Linked DNA regions of Homo sapiens: region 1 is linked to region 2. The links are chromatin contacts, found by Hi-C or POLR2A ChIA-PET in ENCODE. All regions are on one chromosome and are shown on one strand. The core of a region is the stretch at or near the end of the contact, and the rest is flanking DNA. Distances in the headings are between cores, read along the strand shown. Region 1 has its middle 120 kb from the start of LINC02458. Region 2 has its middle 110 kb from the start of DUSP6.

Region 1 (7,098 bases), core at 1,964-4,463, 110 kb before region 2:
ATTTTTCAAATAAGGAAATCGATGATTAAAGAAGTTACAGTAACCTTCCCAATATCACACAGTGAGTGGCAAACTTGAAATTTGAAACAAAGGTGGAGTAATCCCAAAGTCTTCTTTCTTTCTACCCCACAACTTCATTATGCATGTTTCAAAGACCTTTCCTAGCTACCCTATAAAACTGTAATCCTACCTCCTAAAGGTCAAGCTAATAGTATCTGTCCATTTCTAGCCAAATGGATTCAGTCTAGTGTGGAAACATACTATATCAGAATAATATGGGAAAGGGATCCAAAGCCATCTTGATTATAGAATGTAACTTTCACCATGGAGGAGGGAGGAACTTACAGATAGTTTAGGTTTTATAGTTACCCCATAGAAATACATCTTCCCAAGATTATTCTGAAATGTGGAAGTGATTCAACGAAAAATGAAGACTTTTTTTGGTGGCATGTACAGGGAGAAAGACAAAGAAAAATGCACACTAAGAGAGAAATGAAAGAAGGAAGAGCAGAGAGAGAGAAAGAGAGAAAGAATTCATTTCATCCCAAAAGAATTGCAGAGGAATCACAAGACCCTATACATCAATATGGTGTATCCAAGGACGTTGAGAAGGAAAGTGATGGGTTCAGGACGCCAGGGTGTGGAAAAGGCCAGCTAGCCTGATAACACAGTACCAAAAGTCCTTTCTTCTTCCTATATTCTGTATCCAGCCCAGCGTTTAAAAGCCTCAAAAAATCAGCCCTCTTAGAAGAAAAACTGAGAAGCCACTCTAGATGTCCTAGAAGAAAGATAAATAAAAGTGCTGTCAGAGGTCATGATGGGACCTCATCTCCTTCTCCTCTGTCTAGTATAAAGGGTCCCACTTCTTCCATGGCTGCAGAATTGCAAGTCTGGTAAAAGCCTCCAGGATGGAGTGAAAGGAAAGGTGAGAAGAAGATGGTTAGAAAGTCTAGAAGGTGAGTGAGCTGGGATAACTGGGCCATATTTCCTAGGATTCACTACCTTAATCAGTGAAATTCTGGGATTAGAGTGCCTTCCCTCACTCTGCAGATTATCTGAACTTTAATGTTTTCACATCTTAGAAGATGACTTGGTTTCCGTTACAAAGTATCCAGTGTTTTTTATATATCCATCTCCCACATTCTCAAGTACATAAGGTGAGATTGTGGTGATAGTTCCATGTTTATGCATTTGGAAGAGAACCACAGCTTTTTCAGGAGCCAAGAAACAATACCATAGAAGAAGCGCTATTTACAAATAATTAAAATGCACACATGCATGTACACATACACACACACACACACACACACACACACACACACAGAGAGAGAGAGAGAGAGAGAGAGAGAGAGAACAGATGCAGAGAACAGACTCAGCCCTCTTAGAAGCATGTCAATGGAGGCATGTCAACACTCAATGAACAGGACGGCCAAAAGCCAGGAAGGTGAACTCACCTTTGGAACTGATAAGAGTCATTGTTTAGCTTTCCATTGTTCTTTGTTTTGATCTAAGGCTGCCTCTCCTATCACTTTCCCCTTGTCACAGTCTCTCATTGTCAGCACTGAGACTGAAGAAAATTGTTCCTTCCATGTAAGAGCAATACACTCCCCTCCTTTTGTCTTTTTCAGGAAATTAGTAGCTCATGTTCCACTAACTGGAGTGTTTTGCCTTATCTCATTCTTATAAGTGAAGTGGGAATTTCAATGCCATAACTTAGAATTATTCTGTCCAATTCACCCTAAATGGATCCTGTTCTCATTGCAACATTTATCTCTAGGCCTCACTAAAGATAATATTCAGGCTTACGTACAGGCACACAATTGTCCTCTCTTCGGCAATGAGGTCTTTAGAAATGTGATGAAATGTGACAGGTTTTTGAATTAGGCTCTAGAAACTGTTTCTTTTATGACTAAATGGATTTCTTGCCATTTTAGAAGCCAGTCTCTACACTGTTTTAAAATTTACTTTAAAGAAGGACCTGGGAAACTCTGGGATTTCTAAATAGACAATACTTGCTCATTGTTCCAGAACCATCTTACAGGCGTTCATTACTTTTTCTGATATTTATTTGAAACTTGAGGCTTAAAAATAACATCTAGTCGTCAGATGGAAGCTTCAATGTACTCTTTCATTATGTAAGTACTAAGGATGATACAAACAAAAAAAAATGCAGGCTAAGGTCATGGCTTTTTACAGTGTACAATTGAGGTTCAAGAGAAAATTTATAGCACTAAACCTGGGTGACATTCTTCCATGATGCACTAGTCCACCCAATTGAATTTTTCATGACTGGCATCCGTTTTGATTGGTTGGAATATGTGCTATGTTAATGGTTAAGTATTTTACCATCTAGCTCAATTCTTTATTTCAAAAATACATCAAGCCTCAAAGAAGTTCAATGATTTTTCCCGGAGTCATACAGATATTAGATAGCCAAGAGTGGGTCTGGTCATTTGAATTCTACTTCAATATCCTTTTCACTAACATATAATCATCCAATTATGTGCAACCATGACCTATGTTCTATTAAGACCCCACTGTTACGATAACAAAAGAAGGGCCTTATAAATCAATATCATAGCTTAATTATTTTATAGCATTTAACATACCGTAAAAACACATAGACTGTTATAGCTTATAATAAACACAAATATCTTTTCTCTGACCATAGCATAATAGAAACTAAGCTCAGAAGGATTTATCTAGGAACAAAAGAAGGAAATTGAAATGTACTAGTTTCTCTGGATTTAGTCCTGATTGTCACTGATAATTCTGTGACTTTGTGCATGTCCTTAGTTTTCACATAGGAAACTGGGCAAGTCTAAAAGATAGGTGCTTCAGTGAGATTCTCAGGTGAGTGGTTGAATTAGGTGACAATTAAGATCCATTTCAACACTGAGATTATATTATTACCTGATCTGTATACCAGGAAATTAATTTAAAAGACCCTCCTCACTGACCCTATCAAGGAGCCCTACTTCCAGCACAGATGATCACAGTGAATTCCACCCACAAAGCAGCTCTGATACGGAGAAAACCAACTCACAATTTCTAACAAGCCATTGTAGCAAAGACTGTTTGCCTTCCACCAATATTTATGTGCTCCTTCTTTTTACTATTAATAATATAATTCCCCACCCAAATTTTCACTAGGTTCAAAGCTTTCCAACTTTAGATGGCAATTCCTAGGCTCTCTTGCAACTGGGTGTGGTTTTGTGACTAAGTTCTGACTAACAACCTGTGAGCCAGAAATGATGTGTTAAGGGTTCTTGTAGATTTTGCCCTTAACTAGAAGAGATGTGCCCTTCACTTCCTCTTTTCCCCTTCTCACCAGCTAGAGAAGAGTTGCTATAGCCAATTTGGACACAGAGATGGAAGCTGTGTGTTAAATATAACAGAGTTAATATAACAGCCCTGCATTGCCTATTCTGGACAGACACATGAGGGAGAAACTTATTTTGTTTAAGCCACTGCACCATGAGTCTCTATTTTAACAGCTTAGATGTTTTGCCCAATGGCACAGTTATAGTGAGTTCTGCCATGGAATACAAATGAGGACTCCAAGAAGAATGCATCAGTCTTAGATTCTATTCAGTATTACCTGCCTACAGCATTCCAGTTCCACTTACACAGAAATACTTTTAATCATAAACTAAGACATCTCAAGCTTCAGAATTTATAGGAAGATTTGCTGATTCCTAGGGCCAATGACAGTTTTAACCCAATATATGCTTTAAAATAATTAATGGTAGAATGAGTCTTTACAGTTAACATATTGTAGTCAAATATTACTTTTCAAAAATTCCAATGTCAATAAATAGTCCTTCACTACAGAAACACAGTGCTTTAAATAAAAACAGTAGGGTCACCAGAAACAAAGTTGTCAGTGTTGGGTTGCTATAGCTACCAGGTTATCTTTATAAAAGTGTGTCTTCAAATGGAAGAGATTTGTGAATCCTGAAATCCCAGGAATGTGAGGACCAGAATCTGCTAAGTTTTCTGCCAGCATACTACCAGAATTATCCACAAAAGTTTCACTTACTGGTCAGTTCACTGCCACGTCTCTCCTTCAATGCTGGGCCAATTTAGAAATCATTATGTCAGTATTGTTAAATCAAGTTTTGTCTAAAGCTGCCTCCTTACATATTTTAAGTTTGCCCTAAAGTTTTTTCTGTATATCATAAACTATAACCTATGGAGTTCTATACAGACTCTAGTATACTCTTGTACCAATAACCGAGTTTTGGCCAATCAAAAGTGGCCAGCTGTCCAAACTGTGTTCAAATGAGACAAACATCGAGCTGTAACCAATCTGGATGTTTCTGTATCTCACTTCCATTTTCTGTATGTCACTTTCCTTTTTCTGTCCATAAATCTTCTTCCACCACGTGGCTGCACCGGAGTCTCTGAGCCCACTCTGGCTCGGGAGGCTGCCTGATTTGCAAATCATTCTTTGCCCAATTAAACTATTTTAAATTTAATTTGGCTAAAGTTTTTTTTAACAGTATGTAAGCCAAGACCTGATATTCTAAAACACCTGCTTAACAATAAAGAACGAGCCGAATTTGTGCGGTATATTTCTATACCTTGGAACACTACTCAACAATAAAAAAGAATGAAATAATGGCATCTGCAGCAACCTGGTTGGAACTGGAGACTATTATTCTAAGTGAAGTAACTCAGAAATGGAAAACCAAACATCAGATGTTCTCACTCATAAGTGGGAGCTAAGCTACCAGGATGCAAAGGCATAAGAATGATACAATGGACTTTGGGGACTGAGAAGAAAAGGTGGGAGGGGGGTGAGGGATAAAAGGCTACAAATTGAGTACAGTGTATACTGCTCAGGTGATGGGTGCACCAAAATCTCAGAAATCACCACTAAATAACTCATTTGTAAGAAACCAAACACCACTTGTTCCCCATAAACCTATTGAAATTTTTTTAAACTTTTTTTTTAAAAAGAATGAGCCACAATTTGGTAATGATAATTGTGGCAGATGCTGAAGACTGGTTCATTTAACAACCATTTCAATCTCCTAGCATGCCCTCCTGCTGTGAGATACAGGCTGGAAAGTTAAATCTCACATTCTCCAGAATGTTCTGCAGGAAACCTAGGTTCTTCTAAGGCCACTCACATTCTGCAAGCTACCTGATACCTTATATTCAATCTCTTTCTGTTTACATTGGCTGACCTAGATTCTATCCCTGCAACTAGGAATCCTGACTGACAGAGTCATATTTTAATTCTCTGCTTCTTTAAGGATTGAAGGCATGAGGAGGCTCATAAAACAATTTTTATGGCTGTCTTCTTATCATTGGCACTTTTAACATTATTTTGTTTAGAGAAAGAGAAGTAAGCACCACACAGAAGACTAGGTCTTGGGAGCTGTGAGTGCTAATCAGAAGTGCTAAATAGCTACCTTCTTATTCCAGACTGACTCACTAGCCATCTGCACAGACACAGTCATTTTTACACTGGTCTCCATGTGGCAGCCAATACTGGGTGACTACACAGGGCAATGGAGTTCTTGGATGGGGATACATTTGATAATTTACTATACTTTTTTAGAAGGTAAAGGAGTCAGCAACAGGAGACACAGCCATTAGAAACCCTGTCAATAGACAGATTGTTAGGCCTGCTTCATGTAGGTTTTTCATTCTCAAAGTGTTATCCCCAACCAGAAGCATCAGCATCACCAAGAAATTTCTTAGAAAGACAAATTGTCACAGACTTACACACTCCCCAGGCTTACTGAATCTGAAACTCTGAGGGTTGAGCCAAAGAATCTGTGTTTTAGCAAAGCATCCAGGTGACTCTGATGCAGGCTCAAGTGTGAGGACCACTGGTGTATGTCATCCAGGCCTATTTGAGGTTAAATGATATTTAAGAAAGGTAGTAGCAGGGCAGGAAAGTGAAAAGGCAGTTGAATAAACAAGACTTTGATTTAAAAGGAAGCCCACTTTAGAAACAGACTATAATTTAATCCTTTTCACATATAAAATGGAAAACGCTTTAGTTGAAAGAGCATTGTGCTGGGAATCTAAATGATTGGATTTGAATTTTGGAATTGTACTAATAAGCAACTTTGAATGAATCACTTAAACTTTCTGGGCTTCTGTTTTCTCCTTTGTAAAATAAAGGAGATGAAATGTTCTCCAACACTCACAAATGCTATTTTCTATAATTGCTTCCTAGGTACCATGCCCTTTTTGGTAAAAACCTGATGATAGAATTTTTCCAGCATTCTATTTCTCTACTTAGGAGCAATTCCTGAAGGAAAATTACTAAAAGATATTATAGTTCTTCATCCCAAGTTAGTAGTCCAGTAGAATATTCCAGTTTAATTCAGATCTGGTGAAATGCACTGGATATCTGAGAGGTCCAATATAACATTTAAAACATAATGGGGATTACCAATATCCTGGAAATACATCCAAATTACATATGAGTCCCTTGTGTTATTGATTATTTTGATTGCACATGAGACTTGAATGTTAAGGACTAAATTTGAACACATCAAGATTCCGTGTGTGTGTGTGTGTGTGTGTGTGTGTGTGTATTAAACACTTTAATCTCCTTCCAATATTTAAGAATTGAGATTCACTGGGATTTAGCCAGGACTGAGGCAAGTAGTCATTATCCTTGGGAAAGCCATAAATTATGCTCCTAAACGATGTGGAAACATTCTAACACTGACAGGAGATTGTGTCCCTTCCGTGAATTTGGGAATTTTAGAGGAAAAGAAAAAATAAAAAAAAAGTCATCATTTGTATAATTGGAGTTTGTGAAAAATGGAGGAGAGGAGAGCTTGGCCTACCTAGATAGCAGCGGAGGCCAAAAGCAAATCAGTTAAATAGTTTGCTGAAGATGGAATTCACAATTTGCAATTAAACACATTGCAAAGCTCTATAATAATAAATTAATAAGATAGCTAAAGAAAGGTACAGCAAAAATAAGTGTCCCTTAAGGCTAAGACCATATTTTTCTTCCCACTCATTTTTTGGCAGATAGTAACTACTTAGTAAATATCTGGGAATAAAGGTTGAACATGAGAATATTTTAACTCTTTGAATATAATCACAAAGAAATACAAT
Region 2 (7,146 bases), core at 1,833-4,332:
ATTTCTTGCATCCATATTTTATGGTTTTAACTGGAAAGTCTTTCACTTCTTTGGTTAAGTTAATTCCTAGGTATTTAATTTTATTTGTAGCTATTGTAAATGGGATTACTTTCTTGATTTCTTTTTCAGATTGTTCATTGTTGGCATATAGAAATGCTACTGATTTTTGTATGTTAATTTTGTATGCCGAAACTTTACTGAATTTGCTTATCAGTTCTAATAGTTTTTCAGTGGAGTCTTTAGGTTTTTCCAAATGTAAGATCATATCATCCGCAATCAAGGATAATTTGACTTCTTTCTTTACAATCTGTATGTCTTTTATTTCTTTCTCTTGTCTGATTGCTCTAGCTAGGACTTCCAGTACTAGGTTGAATAACAGTGTGGACAGTGGGAAGCCTTGTCATGTTTCAGATCTTAGAGGAAAGGCTTTCAGTTTTTTCTCTATTCAGTAGATACTAGCTGCAGGTCTGTTGTATATGGCTTTTATTATGTTGAGGTATGTTTTTTCCATACCAGTTTTTTCAGGGTTTTTTTTTTTAATCATAAAGGGATGTTGAATTTTATCAAATGCTTTTTCAGCATCAATTGAAATGATCATATGGTTTTTGTCCTTTATTCTGTTGATATGCTGTATGACATTGATTGATTTGTGTATATTGAACCATGTTTGCATTACTAGGATAAATCCCATTTGGTCATGATGAAATATATATATTTCTTGGAGTCTCCATTGTACAGGCTGGAGTGCAGTGGCACGATTCTCAGTTCACTGCAACCTCCATCTCCCGGGTTCAAACAATTCTCCTGCCTCAGCCTCCTGAGTAGCTGGGATTACAGGCATGCTCCACGACACCCAGCTAATTTTTTGTAGAGATGGGGTTTACCATTTTGAACAGGCTGGTCTCAAACTCCTGACCTCAGGTGATCCACCCGCCTTGGCATCCCAAAGTGCCGGGATTATAGGCGTGAGCCACTGTGCCTGGCCTGAATGATCTTTTTAATGAGTTTTTGAATTCAACTTGCTAGTATTTTGTTGAGGATTTTTGCATAAATATTCGTTAGGGATATTGGCCTATAGTTTTCTTATTTTTTTGATTGTCTTTGTCTGGTTTTGGTATCAGGGTAATATTGAGAATGAGTTTGAAAGTGTTCCCTCCTCCTCTATTTTTTGTAATAGTTTGAGTAGAATTGGTATTAGATCTTTAAATGTTCAGTAGAATTCAGCAGTGATGCCATCAGATCCCAAGCTTTTCTTTGCTGGAAGCCTTTTTATTACACCTTTGATCTTGTTACTCATTATTGGTCTGTTCAGGTTTTAGATTTCTGCACGATTCAATCTTGGTAGGTTGTATGTGTCTAAGAACTTGTTCTTTTCTTCTAGATTTTCCAATTTATTGACAAACACTTGCTCATAGTAGCCACTAATGATCCTTTGAATTCCTGTGGTATTGTTTGTAATGTATCCTTTGTCATCTCTGATTTTATTTATTTGGATCTTTCTCTTTTTTTCTTAGGTAGTCTGGCTAAATGTTTGCCTATTTTGTTTAACTTTTCAAAAAACAACTTTTTGTTTCATTGATCTTTTATACTGTTTTCTTCATTTCAAATTCCTTTATTTCTGCTCTGATCTTTATTATTTATTTTCTTCTACTAATTTTGAATTCAGTTTGCTCTTGCTTTTCTAGTTCTTTAAGATGCATCATTGGGTTGTTTATTTGAATTTTTTCTTATTTTTCAATGTAGGCACTTACAGCTATAAACTTCCCCCTTAGTATTGCTTTTGCTATATCCCATAGATTTTGGTATGTTGGGTTCTTATTATCATTTATTTCAAGACATTTTTCAATTTCCTTCTTAATTTCTTCATTGAGCATCTCCTCCGAGCCACAGGTCACCCAGTCTACATCATTTCTCATCTGTCAATCACACCACCTCTTAGCTCTTGTGTCAGTCTCCAGGACAACCATACTTCAGCCCCATTTCCTTCTGATATGCTCTGCTTAGCCCAGTGATTCTTCTAGGCAGCTAGTTCTCCTAAATTACTACATTGCTCACAAACACTTAATGGCTCCCATTGCCACATAAAATCCAAACTCCTCTGAGTAGTCCATGAAGCCCTCTGTGATCTCATCCTCATCTCTTGCCACATGCTTATGGCATCCTAAGCTAATCACCAAATACATCATGCTGTTTCGTGTCTTCATACCTCTTATCATGCTGCTCTCTCTGCCCAGAAAAGGAACATCCTTCCTCACCTACCTTCCAAAACTGAAAACCTCTTAGTCCTCTTTCAAGAATCTGCTCAAGCCTGACCTCACCAGCTAGACTTGCCACCTTCTTCCTTTCTGCCCCCACTTTTCCTCTTTCTCTTATTTGCCATTGTATCTATCACACTGAATGGCTTTTGTTTATTTCTGCCTTAACTCCTAGACCATGAGCTCTTTGATAGTAGGAATCAAGTCGTGTTTACCTATGAGTTCTTAGTACCATGCCAAATGCCTGGCACATAGTGGGTGCTCTATAAACATTTATTATGTTGATCTTTCCTAATTCTTTTAGGGACTCTTTTGACAAGAACCTCACTTAAAACTAAATCAGCTTGAAAAGACCAATATCAAAAGATTTATTCCTGCTTTAATTGGTTAGAGTATAATTTCACATTCCAGGAACCCCTGAAATATCTTTTTTTTTCATATTTTTTTCTTAGAAAGTCATTTCATTTTGCCAGTTGGAACAAGCCTAGAAGTTTGGTGTTTTGTTTTGAAACTGAAAATTGCTTTAAGAGGCACTTTGTGCACTTGGACGTGGTTGAGAAGAGACCCACAGAGATGATTAAAGGCTGAAAAACAGACTAAGAAAACTGGAAGAGAAAGCTAAAGGCAATTTAGTAATCAACGTCAAGCATATGAAAGGTTGTTATTACCAAGGAGGGTGACAAGCCCATGCTGTTCATACCCTCTAAGGGGAGAGCAACAGGAAATGAGGCAAGTTGCAGCATAGATGACTTCGGTTAGATAAAGAGGAACTTACTTGGCAGAAAACATTGCTACAAACTGAAGGGTCCAACAGGAATGATGCTTGGTCCCTCCTTCTCCAGAGGTATGTAAACAGGAAAAGTTTCCAACTGCCTGGAATGTTCCCTGTGCAATATTGCCTAAACTAGGGAATAGAATTAACAGTTTTGAGGGACAGTCTCCAGAAAAGACATAGATTTTTGGCACCCAGGACACAGGTGACCTGACAAAGTCCTTCCAACTCCAAAAATCTTGGAGAAAGTATTTCAGAGGAACTGAATTCAACAGTCACATCTTTTCACTACACATTTACTAAGCCTCTTTTCGAAGCCACGCCAGGTTAGATACCATCCCAATTACTAAGGCATAGTTTATGCTAATAGAGGAAAGAGCTGATTACCACATATTCTTTAGAGGCCTATCAGGCATCAGCTCTCCGAATTCTGTCTCACTCATACATGTGCACACATATACAACTACAAAGCAACCGCCAAAGCTACTTGCATTTCCTCTGAGTGACACCGACCCCTAGCTGCTCTAACCTCCAAACCTTTGCATGTGGTATTTCCTCTACCTCTAATTCCCTTCCCCCACTTCCTTACTTTGTAAATCCCTTCTTGTCCCTAAAGATACTGCTCAGGCATTACCTCCTCCAAGCTGCCCTCTTGCCACAGCTACTATTCCCTTCACCCCAACTCTAGATTATGATACTCTTTCATGATCCCTGGCTGAAAGCATTAGGAACTGAATCAAAATAATCCAAAAGAGAACTTGTTGGAAGTATAATGTATCAGCAGCTCAATAGCAGATAGAGGAACAAGCTTGCAAATGCCCAAGATTTAGGGGAGTTAAAGCCAAGAACCAGAACCAATAATCCAAAAGAGAACTTGTTGGAAGTATAATGTATCAGCGGCTCAATAGCAGATAGAGGAACAAGCTTGCAAATGCCCAAGATTTAGGGGAGTTAAAACCAAGAACCAGAGGGTATAATTGTCTTATATTTGAAAGCATCAGGACTGGATGTTTCTACCTCACTTCAGTTCAGAATGCCCTGAATATACTCTCTCCATCCTAGTATCAACATCCTAAAAGAGGGTCTCATCGGCCAACCTTGGGTCTCATGACTAGTCTGAACTAGCCTGTGACTGTGCTAGGGTGGGAGAGGAAGATCACTCTTTTCAGTTTGTCTAGTGAGCATTGGTCACTAGAAATTATCATCCCACTTAAATTCACACAAAGGAGGAGAGGTGATTCCCCCCAAAAAGAAATTGTAATAAAATAGGAGAGGCAAGGTAAGCTAAGCAGCTCTCTCTTACGTTCATTACATTGTGGTATGATCCTTGGTTTTCCTGTCTGTGTTCTTAGTAAGTTCATGTGCACTCTGAAGGCAGCAATTGTATCTTTTATTTGTGTCTCATAGACTATTGGGTACAGAATCTGTGATCAATAACCTTTTACAGGTTCTTGGTCAATATTTGTTGAATGATACATGAAGGCTAAGACCATATGTATCCCTGTGTCTGCCAACTTCAAGCTCAGTGCTTTTTCTACCATACCACAAGGTTAGCAGGGATTATGTGCTCAGCCTTAATCCAGTTACCTGTTTCTTAACCTAAGGTATTTGTTGTTATTGGGGTTTTTTTTTTAATAAATTAAGATTGGTATAGTAAGTCTTGGTTACAGCCGGCAAAAAAAACAAGTCTCAAAATATTCACAGAACTGAATCCCAGGATGTGCAAATGCAGTTTTTAAGCATCCATTTACCTTTGAGTGAAACTATGATATCCATCAAACTTCTCAGACAATACTATCCACAAACGTCAATTTTTACCTAGGTAATGGTGACTATAGGAAAAGAAAATAAGAAAAATAATACCAGAAGTTTGCAAATAAGCTCTAAACGTAGCAAATAACTAAACATAATAAAACATAGTGCATATGTGTTTCCGTGGCCACTATCACACAGGTAAGCATGGCTGACTGGCTTGGTAAGTCCATTTCAATACTACCAGTGTTCATTGACAGTGTCTATAGCCATTCAAGCTTGTGAATTTGCATGGTTTGTTTAATCCAATTTCAATTTTGTTCTGAATCATACTTGGCCTTGCACTGAGTATTGCTTCATTGAGATGAATAAATGCACACCTTGTTCAAAAGAAAAAAAAAAGAGTCTTTGGGAATTCATTGTCAGAATTTCAAAAGTTCAAGATTTAGAACTTATAGATGACTAAGAGGTAAGTTGATCTTTCTTTGGGGACACATTGTCATGGACATCGAGAATTGCAGTCTCATGTTGGCAATAAATCAACAATGCATTTTGGCCTTATATAGTATCTATTGTCTTAAGTTTTAAGCCATCAAGCTTATATTTAAAAAATAGGTTAGGACTCCAAACTTATATATCTATATCTGTATTGAATTGGCCCAGGAACCGGGTTCTGGGTTCTCCTTCAATAAAGATTTCACATGACGCTTACATATTTATTCACGTTTTCTATATCACGTAAAAGATATTAGCAAGAGTGTTACACGAGATTCTTATTTTGAAACTTGTCAGTTCAGATACATTTTACATTTTATATTCAAATTTAAGATCAAACTAGTATATGGTAGTAATTTTTGCATGTTTATACCAAGATTTCCTCATTTCTGCTGCATAGAACTCCACTTAAAAATCATTTAAAAAGCAGGAGAATTAGCTCTCATTGATCCAAACCTGGATTTACACGTCAGCTCCCTCTGGATATGAAGAATGTGAAAGAAACTCAAATACCCTGAAAGTATTTTGAAGTTGCTTTTGCTGATGTGATCTATGATGGTAGACCAGTTTGGCAACCCTGAATTGTTTTTACTGCAGCTGTGGACTACCTGTGGTTTCAAATGAACTACTGTGTGTGCTTTGTTTATTTTATCCCTTCTTCCTGTTGGAAAAACAGCTGGAGAACAGACATCCTGCTGTTCAGAGCCTCCGGCCTTGGAATATTAACAGGAAGCCACAATAAGCATCTTCATTACTTCACCTGTGGCATAAATGGCAGGGAGAATGGAGCCCATCAGGAGGAACTTATTTAAAACAGAATGAAGCAGTTTGTGGACCATATGTCTGCACATCCAAGTAACAGCCACTAGCCTAATAAATTGGATTCTTTCGTGCAGTGTTCAACCGGGGGAGGAGAAAAAGTCAGTGTCCTATATAAAAGAGTAAAGGCAGGCTTCAGTAGCCTTTGGCAATAAATGGAATACAATATTTGGCGCATTAAACCAAGAAGTAGTATCACATGATTTATATCAGGTGCTTTTAGCAAAATATATGGGAGTAGATAGTAGGGGTATGTGGATGGGAGAGGAGGAAGCTAATAGTCTTACAAGATACTTTCATGTGTTTTCCATTATGCATAATTACTCATCCTAAGGCAAGAGGATTATTGCATAAGCATTATTCCAAATAGCTTCCCATTTTAGGGGGAGAGGGAGGGGTGACTGGAGAGAGGACAAATAATTATAAAAGATCAATGTCCCTGTTCTCCAAATGAGGAGACGGGGCTAGAGAGGTATTATGACCTACCTAAGACTCTTTATGTAATGTCTACATTATAATGGGCCAGATATATTCCTGGAAGTGCATTTACCTGCTGAAGATTCATCTTCCCCTCTATAGAATGAAGCTGTGAAAAAAAAATATTCTGGAAAAAGTATTTCCCCTTTAAACGTAAAAATGAGCTACTGAACAGAAGGACAAAAGAAAGGAATAATAATCTTGACAGTCATCATTGAATACACACTGGAACCCTCGTTCTGACTGCACCTATATGCCGACAGGGCACTTCGTTTCTTAGATCCTTGCATGCATTCACTCTACCAACTCTGCAAAACACACTTAGAAAAAGAATGCGGCAGCACAAACACAGACACGATTTTTTTAAATCACAGTCCCCAGAACCGGGATTTTGGAAATCCATTATACCAATAATCACTACTAGCCCATAAAGCAGACAGACTTGGGTTCAAATCTCAAGCATCCCACTTTCAGATATGTGAACTTGGATAAATTATTGTATGCTTTGGAATATAAGGAATTCTTCTATTTTCCCAAGGAGAAGATTAAAAACTGTTTTTTCACCAACTGGAACTA

Evidence for each region. Hi-C counts contacts between places; a loop is a spot of excess contacts on that map. ChIA-PET counts read pairs that join two places held with the same protein, here RNA polymerase II (POLR2A). Pooled maps may share reads with other maps.
Region 1: a pooled map shows a loop between it and region 2 (5-fold over the local background). The contact joins two enhancer-like sites. A Hi-C loop is called at or near these places in 6 of 50 pooled maps. POLR2A ChIA-PET finds 5 or more read pairs at or near these places in 2 of 52 experiments (PC-3 and activated CD4-positive, alpha-beta memory T cell).

Annotation. Positions count from the first base shown.
Region 1 is chr12:89,132,923-89,140,020 of GRCh38, forward strand. No RefSeq gene overlaps it. Among named protein-coding and RNA genes, the nearest start is that of LINC02458, 120 kb to the left of the region's middle. Within about 2 kb of position 3,214, at least 3 of the 41 ENCODE cell types and tissues checked have a DNase peak (open chromatin) inside an H3K27ac peak, as active enhancers do.
Region 2 is chr12:89,241,774-89,248,919 of GRCh38, forward strand. No RefSeq gene overlaps it. Among named protein-coding and RNA genes, the nearest start is that of DUSP6, 110 kb to the right of the region's middle. RefSeq lists an enhancer at 5,655-6,256. Within about 2 kb of position 3,083, at least 3 of the 41 ENCODE cell types and tissues checked have a DNase peak (open chromatin) inside an H3K27ac peak, as active enhancers do.